2 separate regions of the Mus musculus genome follow, and region 2 is linked to region 1. The links are chromatin contacts, found by POLR2A ChIA-PET in ENCODE. All regions are on one chromosome and are shown on one strand. The core of a region is the stretch at or near the end of the contact, and the rest is flanking DNA. Distances in the headings are between cores, read along the strand shown.

Evidence for each region. ChIA-PET counts read pairs that join two places held with the same protein, here RNA polymerase II (POLR2A).
Region 2: POLR2A ChIA-PET joins it to region 1 with 12 read pairs in embryonic stem cell. The contact joins the promoter of Nub1 here to the promoter of Fastk in region 1. POLR2A ChIA-PET finds 5 or more read pairs at or near these places in 3 of 5 experiments (Patski and embryonic stem cell).

The regions. Positions count from the first base shown.
Region 1 is chr5:24,442,627-24,447,595 of GRCm38, reverse strand. It overlaps Fastk (Fas-activated serine/threonine kinase), which reads left to right and starts at 2,361. Exons shown (of 10, transcript NM_023229.2): 1 at 2,361-2,530; 2 at 3,291-3,701; 3 at 4,140-4,319; 4 at 4,453-4,592. The coding sequence starts at 2,449. It overlaps Tmub1 (transmembrane and ubiquitin-like domain containing 1), which reads left to right. Exons shown (of 3, transcript NM_022418.3): 2 at 644-1,062; 3 at 1,323-2,133. The coding sequence starts at 677. The coding sequence ends at 1,674.
Region 2 is chr5:24,683,593-24,688,561 of GRCm38, reverse strand. It overlaps Nub1 (negative regulator of ubiquitin-like proteins 1), which reads right to left and starts at 2,747. Exons shown (of 15, transcript NM_016736.3): 1 at 2,540-2,747.

The sequences.
Region 1 (4,969 bases), core at 1,112-3,611:
CCCGAGGGATCAAGGGTCTGGAGACCTCTGGGTTTGGAGCCCAGGAGGCGCTGGGAGACTGCTGCGGGGTGGGCTTTGGGTGGACCCGAGAAGGTGCCGAGCTGAGTAGACAACTCCCAAGACTCCAGATTGGCCAAGGGTGGAGTTTGACATTTGGGGTTGTCTAGGAAGCTTTGGGAAGTGGTCTTTGTTGTGGGTGGGGTTTGGGTAAATGGTAAGGGGGAGGGCAGGGGGCTAGAGAGACACTTTTATCAGAGAAACTTAAGCGACAGGGCATCAGATGAGCTTTGCTATAAATAGGTGAAGGAGTGAACTTTGGGATGAAGTGAACCAAAGAATAGGTAAGCTTCTGGGTAAAGTTTGATGAAGGTTACATTTAAGGAGAGGGTTGCTTAGAAAAGCAAGGCCCTTTCTTGAACGTAAGGTTTCGGTGAATCGGGTGCTGAATGAAGATCTAGAACTCAGATAGCAAAGCTAGCACTTGGAATCTGGTGATGGGAAGGGACGTTACCCAAAAGCCAAGTTTGGGACTACAGGATGCTGCATCCTGGGTGCGCAAGCACACACAATAACTAGGACAGTTGAAGTTGGAATGACTTCTGACCAGGAAGTAGCCCCTCACCAGTTCTTTGCACCTCTCTAGCTCCTTAGCACCTCTGGCAGCAGCACGGGTGCCATGGCCTTGATTGAAGGCGTAGGCGATGAGGTGACTGTCCTTTTTGCGGTGCTTGCTTGCCTTCTGGTGCTGGCCCTCGCCTGGGTCTCAACACATACCACTGAGAGTACAGACCCCCAACCACAGCCGCCGGGGACCACAACACCAGCACAGCCCAGTGAAGCCATGTCAGCCTCTGACAGCATCAGAGAGGAGGCCCCAGGGGCTGAGAGTCCCAGCCTGAGACACAGAGGTCCATCTGCACAGCCAGAGCCTGACACAGGGGTCACAGCATCAACACCTCCAGACTCTCCGCAGGAACCCCTACTTCTACGGTTGAAATTTCTCAATGACTCTGAGCAGGTAGCCAGGGCCTGGCCTCAGGACACCATTGGCTCCTTAAAAAGGTAAGCTGGGAAGAGGGTAAGAACAAAATGCTAAAAATGGGGTGGGTGTCTATAGAAGGGTCACCCTATGAAGCTCTCCCTTATTTTCTGTTTGAAAAATCTGTCTCCTCACATTATACACCATTCCTGTTAATCTGTCCCCCAGAGGCCAGGATCTGGGTGGTCAGGTGTAGGGGTGGTGAAAATTGGGATTGGTCCTCTGAACAATGGGCCAGGACTGCCTGAGGCCTGCTCTCTTACCCAGGTCCCTCTCTCCTCAGGACCCAGTTTCCAGGCCAGGAACAGCAGGTTCGGCTCATCTACCAAGGTCAACTGCTAGGAGACGACACTCAGACACTAGGCAGTCTCCACCTGCCCCCCAACTGCGTTCTCCACTGCCACGTGTCCACGAGAGTCGGTCCCCCACATCCTCCCTGCCCACCGGGGTCAGAGCCCGGCCCCTCCGGGCTGGAAATCGGCAGCCTTCTGTTGCCCCTGCTGCTTCTGCTGCTGCTCCTGCTCTGGTACTGCCAGATCCAGTACCGGCCCTTCTTTCCCCTGACCGCTACCCTGGGTCTGGCCGGCTTCACCCTGCTCCTCAGTCTCCTGGCCTTTGCCATGTATCGGCCGTAGTGCCTCCACGGGCTTTTGGCAGTGTAGCCAGCCCCTCTGGACCTCATTCCCCAAGGCGCAAAGGGAGCTGCTGTCTGCCCAGGCCCACTTCACCCGCTGCCTGTCTTTTCCCACTACCCTGGAGCCCAGCTTTGCGCCGCAGAGGACTTCGGGTGTTAGCGGAGGCCGCTCCGTGTGATCTTCATAGCTCTAGGCCATCTCCTGGGGCTGCTGGACCTCAGCCTTCGCTGGCAGTGGGCTCTTCTGGATCAGGCACTTGCTGTCGCTGCCTTGGCCGCCAGGGCACCCCAATGGGCCCATCTTAGTGTGCTGACAGAGGATCTAGATACTTCTAGTTTCAAAGAGCTGCCTAGGCTGAATTGGAAACTGGTGGACTGGGAGACTGGTGAAGGGGAATCGAGAGGGGCAGAGTTGTTTTCTGGAATTTGTGCAGATTAAAGAAACTGTGACGTTTTCCTACCCAGTGTGTCTGTGTGTTGCTTGAGGGTGGGGAGCCCTTGTTCTACGAGAATGGAACCTGCCCTAGGTCCTGAGTGCTCAAGCTACCCCAGGGCTGGACAGAGGACCGCCACTCCCGGCACCTTTCAGCGCAAGCTCTGTGGCCCCGCCCCCGCGACGTGCGCATTTCCCGGAAGCGGAGGGCGGGGCTCGCGGCTCCTCTGCTCGCAGCGCCTGCTGGGAGCCACGTCTCCGCCGCCCTGGCGCTGGACTGCGATTGGCGTCTGGGGGCGATCCGGGGGCTGCTGGGAAGATGGCGGACTCGGTGGCCCGCTGATGAGGAGGCCGCGGGGGGAGCCCGGCTCCCGGGCCCCAAGACCAGCTGAGAGAGTGACCTACGCGGGGCCCGGGGAGTCATGTAGGGTGGCGCCTGAGGGGCGGACCTCGGGAGGGCGGCGGGAGCTGGTGTTAGTGGTGGTGACCACGGGCTGCTCGCCTCTTGGGGCCGGGACAGGGTGTGGGGGCCCCTCCCGCGGACAGCATCAGCTCCGCGCCTTGGCAGATAGCTCACTCGGGCTCGGCGCGCGCCCCGCGAGCTTGCGCTGTGTTCTCATTTCACTAGTGAGGAGGCTTAGGCAGAGAGGCGAAGACATTAGTTCAAGGTCACGCAGCTGGTAAGTGGGAGCGCCCAGCATGGGACCCAGCACCGGCCCGCTACTGAGCCTGCGTTCCACCCACCCCGCCGCCGCCGCCTCCTGCGGGACGGGGAGGTGGTCTTCAGGGCTCATCGCCCGGACCACCGGGGCTCCCAGGCTGGGTGCGACCACTAGCCCTGTGAATGACCTCAGGCTTAACCTCTCCGCCGCTCTGGGCCTGTTTCTCCGCCTGAGAAATGAGGTAACAGCCCTGAGACTCCTCATCAGCTTGCACGGAGCATCGAAGGCGATATGCATGTGAAATGTGAATAGAATTGCACTGAGCACACTTAAAGAATTAGGGTTTCTGTGTCAAGGAATGGGAGAAGAGGGGCAGACTGGGTAAGAATACCAGGGCAATCACACGGGATTTTTTTTTTTTTTAAACTTCAGGCCCTTTGGATGGGGAGTCAGGTAAGGACTAGATAGCATATTTTTCCCCTTGGAGGAAACCTCACCTGGTTTTCTGGGCCACCCCCTCAGGGTCTCCACCACCCAGCTCCATGCTTCGAATCCTGCTCTCTGCCCAGACTTCCCCTGCTCGGCTGTCTGGTTTGCTGCTCATCCCACCAGTACAGCCCTGTTGTTTGGGACCCAGCAAGTCCGGGGACCGGCCTTTTGGAGGAGGCCCTGTGCAAGGCCTTCAACGGCTTCTGGAACAGGCACGGAGCCCTGGGGAGCTACTGCGATGGCTGAGCCAGAACCCCACCAAGGTGCGAGCTCATCACTACCCTGTGGCACTCCGGCGTCTGGGCCAGCTCTTGGTGTCTCAGCCTAGGCCCTCTCCTGTGGAGCAGGCCACACTGCAGGACTTGAGTCAGCTCATCATCCGAAACTGCCCCTCCTTTGACGTTCACACCATCCATGTGTGTCTCCACCTTGCAGTGTTACTTGGTGAGGAGGGTATTGGAAGGTGTGGGTGTTTCGGGAAGAATAGAGGAAGAGAGAGCAGTAGAGGACCCAAGCCATTGATAAAACTCATGTTCCCATTCACCTCCCCAAGCACATTTGCTGATTGCTCTCTGTATCCATGGTGGATGTCCAAGTCAAGCAGCATCTTTCTAACTGCCGGGTACTAGGTTCTTCCTAATACAGTGCTCTAGGGAGCCACAGACGTATAGTCTGTTATACTCGGCACAAGGTGACTTTTGTATAAGGCTTTCCCCACACACTGTTGATACATCATGCTCACATGATACCAAATCACTCCACTGAAACAAGTATTTTCCCATTCAAGAAACGATGACAAGGAATTTGGGGACTCATTCACTCCACTTGGCAAGATGGCACACCCCAGCTCTCTTACCAGGATGGTCTTCATCCCTCTCTCAGGCTTTCCATCAGATGGACCACTCCTGTGTGCCCTCGAGCAGGAGCGCAGGTCCCGTCTCCCTCCAAAGCCACCCTCCCCACATCGGCCTGCCATCTATGGTGGTCAAAGGTTGGAAGTGGCCCTGAGCTGCCCCCGTTTCCTGCAGTACCCTCGTCAGCATCTGATCAGAAGCCTGGCAGGTGCCAAGGGTTAAAGGCAGAAGGGAGGCAAGGGATGAGATGAAGCCACTGGGATGAACCACCTGGGCTAGAGTGCAATCTAGCCCACAGGAGTCTTCCTTGAAGACACTGTATGACAGGCTGTTCTTCACAGAGGCAAGGCCAGAAGAACTGACTCCTCACGTAATGGTGCTTCTGGCCCAACACCTGGCCCGGCACCGCTTGCGGGAACCCCAACTTCTGGAAGCCATTGCTCATTTCCTGGTGGTTCAGGAAGCCCAGCTCAACAGCAAGGTGGGCTGGCCCCCCACCCTTCCACGTTTCTCTGAGTTGTCCTTAGCAACTTGGTCAGGCCCAGCCCCTATCCAGCTTGTTTGGCTTCTCCTGGAGCAAGCATTCCAGCTAGGCTGTGTTCCTTACCCCAGGACATCTGTCTCTTGCTCACTGGTTTTCCAACTCCCATAATCAGTAGAGTAGTATGTCTAAGGCCTTGAAACTTTCCAACGCTCCTGCATAGCTGCTTAGTTCTGCTCTAGTCCTGTGAGCCATACCCCACAGTTATGTTCCTACTATGATATGTAGCTCAAGACACTGCTTAAGCTGCAGAACTTGGGGCATGTGCTGATACGGAGGGCATTCTGCCTTGAAAGCAATTACTGACTCAACCAGGC
Region 2 (4,969 bases), core at 1,498-3,997, 240 kb before region 1:
GGAGCACATCTGAACTCTGACCTATCAGTACTAAATGCTCATACAGTTCAACTCTGAAGGACAGTTAGCGAGGTGTGGTGATGCACACCTCTACCCCAAGCTGTTGGAGGGCAGACAGGTAGATCTCTGAGGTCCAGGCCAGCCTGTCAAAAATCAGTCAGGCAATCAATAAAAGAATTTATGTGGTGATGCATGCCTTTAATCCCAGCACTCGGGAGGCAGAGGCAGGCGGATTTCTGAGTTGAAGGCCAGCCTGGTCTACAGAGTGAGTTCCAGGACAGCCAGGTCTACACAGAGAAACACTGTCTCGGAAAAAAATAATTAATTAAAAAAATAAATAAATAAAATGAAAGAATTTACAGCACTGCACCATTTCAGTCTTTGTTGCTTTGTTTAGTTTGAGATTTGTTTGTCTTTATAACTTGTTTCTTGGTTTTGTTTTCGCTGGTACTTCTGAGAGCACAATAGCACATCTCACTAGATTGATGTTGAGGCTAAATCACTTTGCTGCTGGAAAACCCCAGGCCCAGGTTTATAAAACCACAAAATGAGCCCAGGCCAGAACTGGCATGAGACAACTGCCTACGACATGGACTCTAGCTTGTCTCACAATCCTGTGCTTCTTGTCCTCAGCACTTCCCCTTTCTTACACAGGAGGTGTGACATAGCTTCCACAGGGTGGGGGAGGCCACTGAGAGCCTGGGGCAGCTGGTAGTCAAGTGTTTCAAGGCTTGCCAAATCAAACCAAATAGGAAGCTGCTCACTCCTCATTGGTGAACATGAATTCCAGAGAATGGAAAATATGTGAATTAATAACTTAAGTTTCAGCCTTCTAAACAGAATCCACCTGATCTTCAAGCCAACTGTGGTGACTTAAGCATTATTCCATAACCATGCTTTCAAAAGGGTGCTCAGATCTGAGATCGAGAAACAGGTCATCAGGATAGCCCATGGAGTAAACATTGTGTGTATGCATGTCAGACAGGGCGAGAGGGAAAGAGAGAGACAGAGGGAGGGAGAGAGAGAGAGAATGAACATGCTGTGTGTTTTTACTCACAAGCTCACCACAAGGCACTTAGGAGCCTTACAAATACAAGTCTATTAAACCTCCAGACACAGGACTCAAATCTATAGAAAAAAAATTTTTTTTTTAATTTTTCGAGACAGGGTTTCTCTGTGTAGCCCTGGCTGTCCTGGAACTCATTCTGTAGACCAGGCTGGCCTTGAACTCGGAAATCCATCTGCCTCTGCCTCCGGAGTGCTGGGATTAAAGGCGTGTGCCAGCACGCCCAGTTTAGAAACTGAGAAAAAGATTACTGCCATCTCCTAAGGAGGTGGCAGGGATAATTTACTAGTACCCAGCTATTCAGAAGGTTGAAAACAGCCTTTCAGACTGTACCCAGTCCACTGTCTGATAAAAGAAGCCAAGGCTATCACAACCCTTCATCTGTGCTCCACACTGTTGCTAGGTCTGCATCACGTAATATTTATTTATTTATTTATTTAGGTTTTTTGAGACAGGGTTTCTCTGTATAGCCCTGGCTGTCCTGGAACTCACTTTGTAGACCAGGCTGGCCTCGAACTCGGAAATCCCCCGCCTCTGCCTTCCAAGTGCTGGGATTAAAGGCGTGCGCCACCACGCCCGACTAAGTTTTTTTGTTTTTGTTTTGTTTTTTTTAAAACCATGACAGAGTCTCACTACTCAGCTCTGTCCTGGAACTTACTATGTAGACCAGGCTGGACTTGAACTCACAGAGATCACCTGATCATCTCTGCCTCCTAAATGCTGGGGCTAAAGGTATGCCATGCCCAGATTAACATAAAGATTTAATGTTGAACAAAATTAAACCACCGGCTTGATTATAGTTTTGCTCGCCTTTAGCGAATTCCAGGACAACCAGAGCTACATAGTGAGTCACCATCTCAAAAAAATTAATTAATTAAATTAAACCACTGTATTCAAACCTATGAAAATCCAGTTACAGGTACCAGAATGACATGTGTTAGGTCAAAAGGAAGAAAATCTAACAGCCCAGTTTTCAATTTTAATTGGAGAACTGTTTCATGTGTGTTGCTGGGCGTTCCAACGCAGAAAACACGTAAATCATCAAGATCAGCGCTCTGAACCGAAAGTGAAACCTTAGGCATCAATGTTGAAAATACCACTTTCACTTGTAGATCAATCGAGATTGCATACAACCTTACGCACATTCAACACGTTCCCTCTCGGGGAAATGACATGCCATTAGGGCCTCCTATTTAAAAGCAAGGGAAGGAGGCGAGGACAAGTGTGGGTCCAGAAAGCTTGCGTTCTCACACCCCGCGTTCCGCTGTCAGCCCCGGCAGTCAGCTCATCCAAACTCAAGCTGCTGGCTGGTGTCCATCCCTTCCCCTCCGCCCCGCCGCGACCCCCTCCCGCTTCCGCCCCAGCCCGCCTCGCCGCGTCCGCCTGGCCGCTCCTGCCCACCGAGCCCACGGCCGCCCCGGCCGCGCTACCAGGCCCAGGCCCAAGGCCCGGTCGCTGCCGCAGCCGTCTCACCTGCGCCACTGCCGAGCCAGCTGCGACCTGCCGAGTGCCCGGATGCGGCAAAGGCCGCCGTTTGTTTTCATTCCGGGTGAGGCCGGCCCCGCCCCCGGCTCCGCCCCCTCGCGCTGTCCGGAAGGCCGGTCGAGGACCGGAGCTGCATGGAAGGGTGGGGCCAAGGGGCTTGAAGGGCGATCTGAAGCATCGAACGGAAGGAAGCCCTGAAAACGCGGCTGTGGGCGGGGCTAGTATTTAATGGGCGGGGCTGATATGGGGCGGGACAACAGAGTAGATGGAAATAGGGAGAGTGTAGCTAGGGCGGGGCTGACGTGTAAGGGGGAAGAGAGACAAAGTGGTTGGGGCGAGGGCCGCGCTGAGGGTCAGGCGATCTGTGGGCGGGGCTGGTAGTTTGCGGTGGAGCGGATGTGGGACCGGGCGAGGAGGAAGATGGAGGCAAGGGCCGACTGTAGGTGGAGCTGTTAGGTGGAAAGGCAAGGCTAAAACTGGTCAAAAGCGGTGGGAGGGGGTCTGCTGTGCAGGGGGAAGAGGCGTGGTGAGGAATGGAAGTGAGGCAATGCTAGTCTTCAATCACGAGGTCTTCGGACCACTCCCAGACCGAGTTTTTCAGAGTCAGAGGAAAATGAGTCTGCCTTTATTTATTCCCCAAAAGCCTTGACAGAGCAAGACCTGTTTTCCTGAACCTTTTCTCGTCTTCCCTCTACTAGGCCTAGGGGATCCCCTAGACTAAAGGATTCTCACACTACCCTCCACAATCCCACCAGGATCCCCGCTCATGGTGAAGTTAGGTACGCTACCCATGCCTCCCTCCAGCGGCTACTCCCACCATGAGTACAGTAGATAGAGACATCTGCTTTGCTCAGCGCTGTGAAAAATGCATGTGCCCTTATGTCTATGTAAGGGAACAATCCAAACGGGCATAAAAAAATGAAGACGCCGGGCAGTGGTGGCGCACGCCTTTAATTCCAGCACTTGGAAGGCAGAGGCGGGGGATTTCTGAGCTCGAGGCCAGCCTGGTCTACAGAGTGAGTTCCGGAAAGCCAGGGCTAAACAGAGAAACCCTGTCTCAAAAAGACCAAAAACCAAAAACCAAAAAAAAAAAAAAAAAAAAAGGCCTTTTTTTTTTTAAATACTATGAGAAAAGAAACAATGCTCTGGTGTTGAGCCCCATCTTGCTGCAGACTGTGAGAGGAGGCCTGAGCAAGCCTGCAGGAGCCTAAGCAACCAGGAACCCCAGCGAGGAGTTTGCCAATTGCCAGCCTGCCAGTGAAGCTAGATCCATCATTCAACACCCGCTTCCCACACACGTACTGGAGAACCCAGAGCAGGCCTGCTTAGTCAGTCCAAAAATGCCTGGCCTCACTGTGAATCAGGAACTAAACAAATTGTTATTATGATAAGGATCAGATTTGCAAGTTGTTTGTTATGCCCTCCAAACTGACAAAGCTTTCAGAACCAAACAAAAGAAAGTGACTGTAAACCCAAGAAAACTGTATCTGTAGATAACTGTTTCCACTCTAAGGAAATTGATTAGTTCCAGCACAATCACGACTATATAGAGAAACCCTGTCTCAAAAAACAAAGAAACAAAGAAACAAAAAACTGCCAGGCGTGGTGGCGCACGCCTTTAATCCCAGCACTCTAGAGGCAGAGGCAGGCCGATTTCTGAGTTCGAGGCCAGCCTGATCTACAAAGTGGGTTCCAGGAACAGAGAAACCCTGTCTCGAAAAACAAAAATAAATAAATAAATAAATTTAAAAAAATAAAAAATAAATAAAAGAAAAGAAAAAATAAAGAAAGTTGGGCTGGTGAGATGGCTCAGTGGTTAAGAGTGCCGACTGCTCTTCCAAAGGTCCTGAGTTCAAATCCCAGCAACCACATGGCAGCTCACAACCATCTGTAACGAAATCTGTTGCTCTCTTTTGGAATGTCTGAAGACAGCTACAGTGTACTTACATATAATAAGTAAATAAATATTAAAAAAAAAAAGCTGAGTAGTTGTGGCTCAGGCCTTTAATCCCAGCACTTGCAAGGTACAGGCAGATGGATCTCTGAGTTCGAGGCCAGCCTGGCTTTCAGACTGAGTTCCAGAAAGCCAGGGCTACACAGAGAAACCCTGTTTCCAAAAAACAAAAAACAAAAAAAGAAAGAAAAAAGAGAAAGAAAAAAAAAGAAAAAAGAAAAGAAAAGAAATTTCCTTCTTTGCAATTAAATCAGAAACTTACCGTGCAAAGTGAAACCTGAGTCTTACCTCCCAAAGATCCTGCTACCTTTCTTGTTTTCTGTAGATCGGTCTTTCTGTACAGGAGTTAAAGGTTTTTTCATGATGTTAAGATAGCATATATTTTCATTTTTAAAACAATATTGTGATACAATACATATAGTTTATAATATTCAAATTTGAGTTATTTGATTCGATGCTTTTCA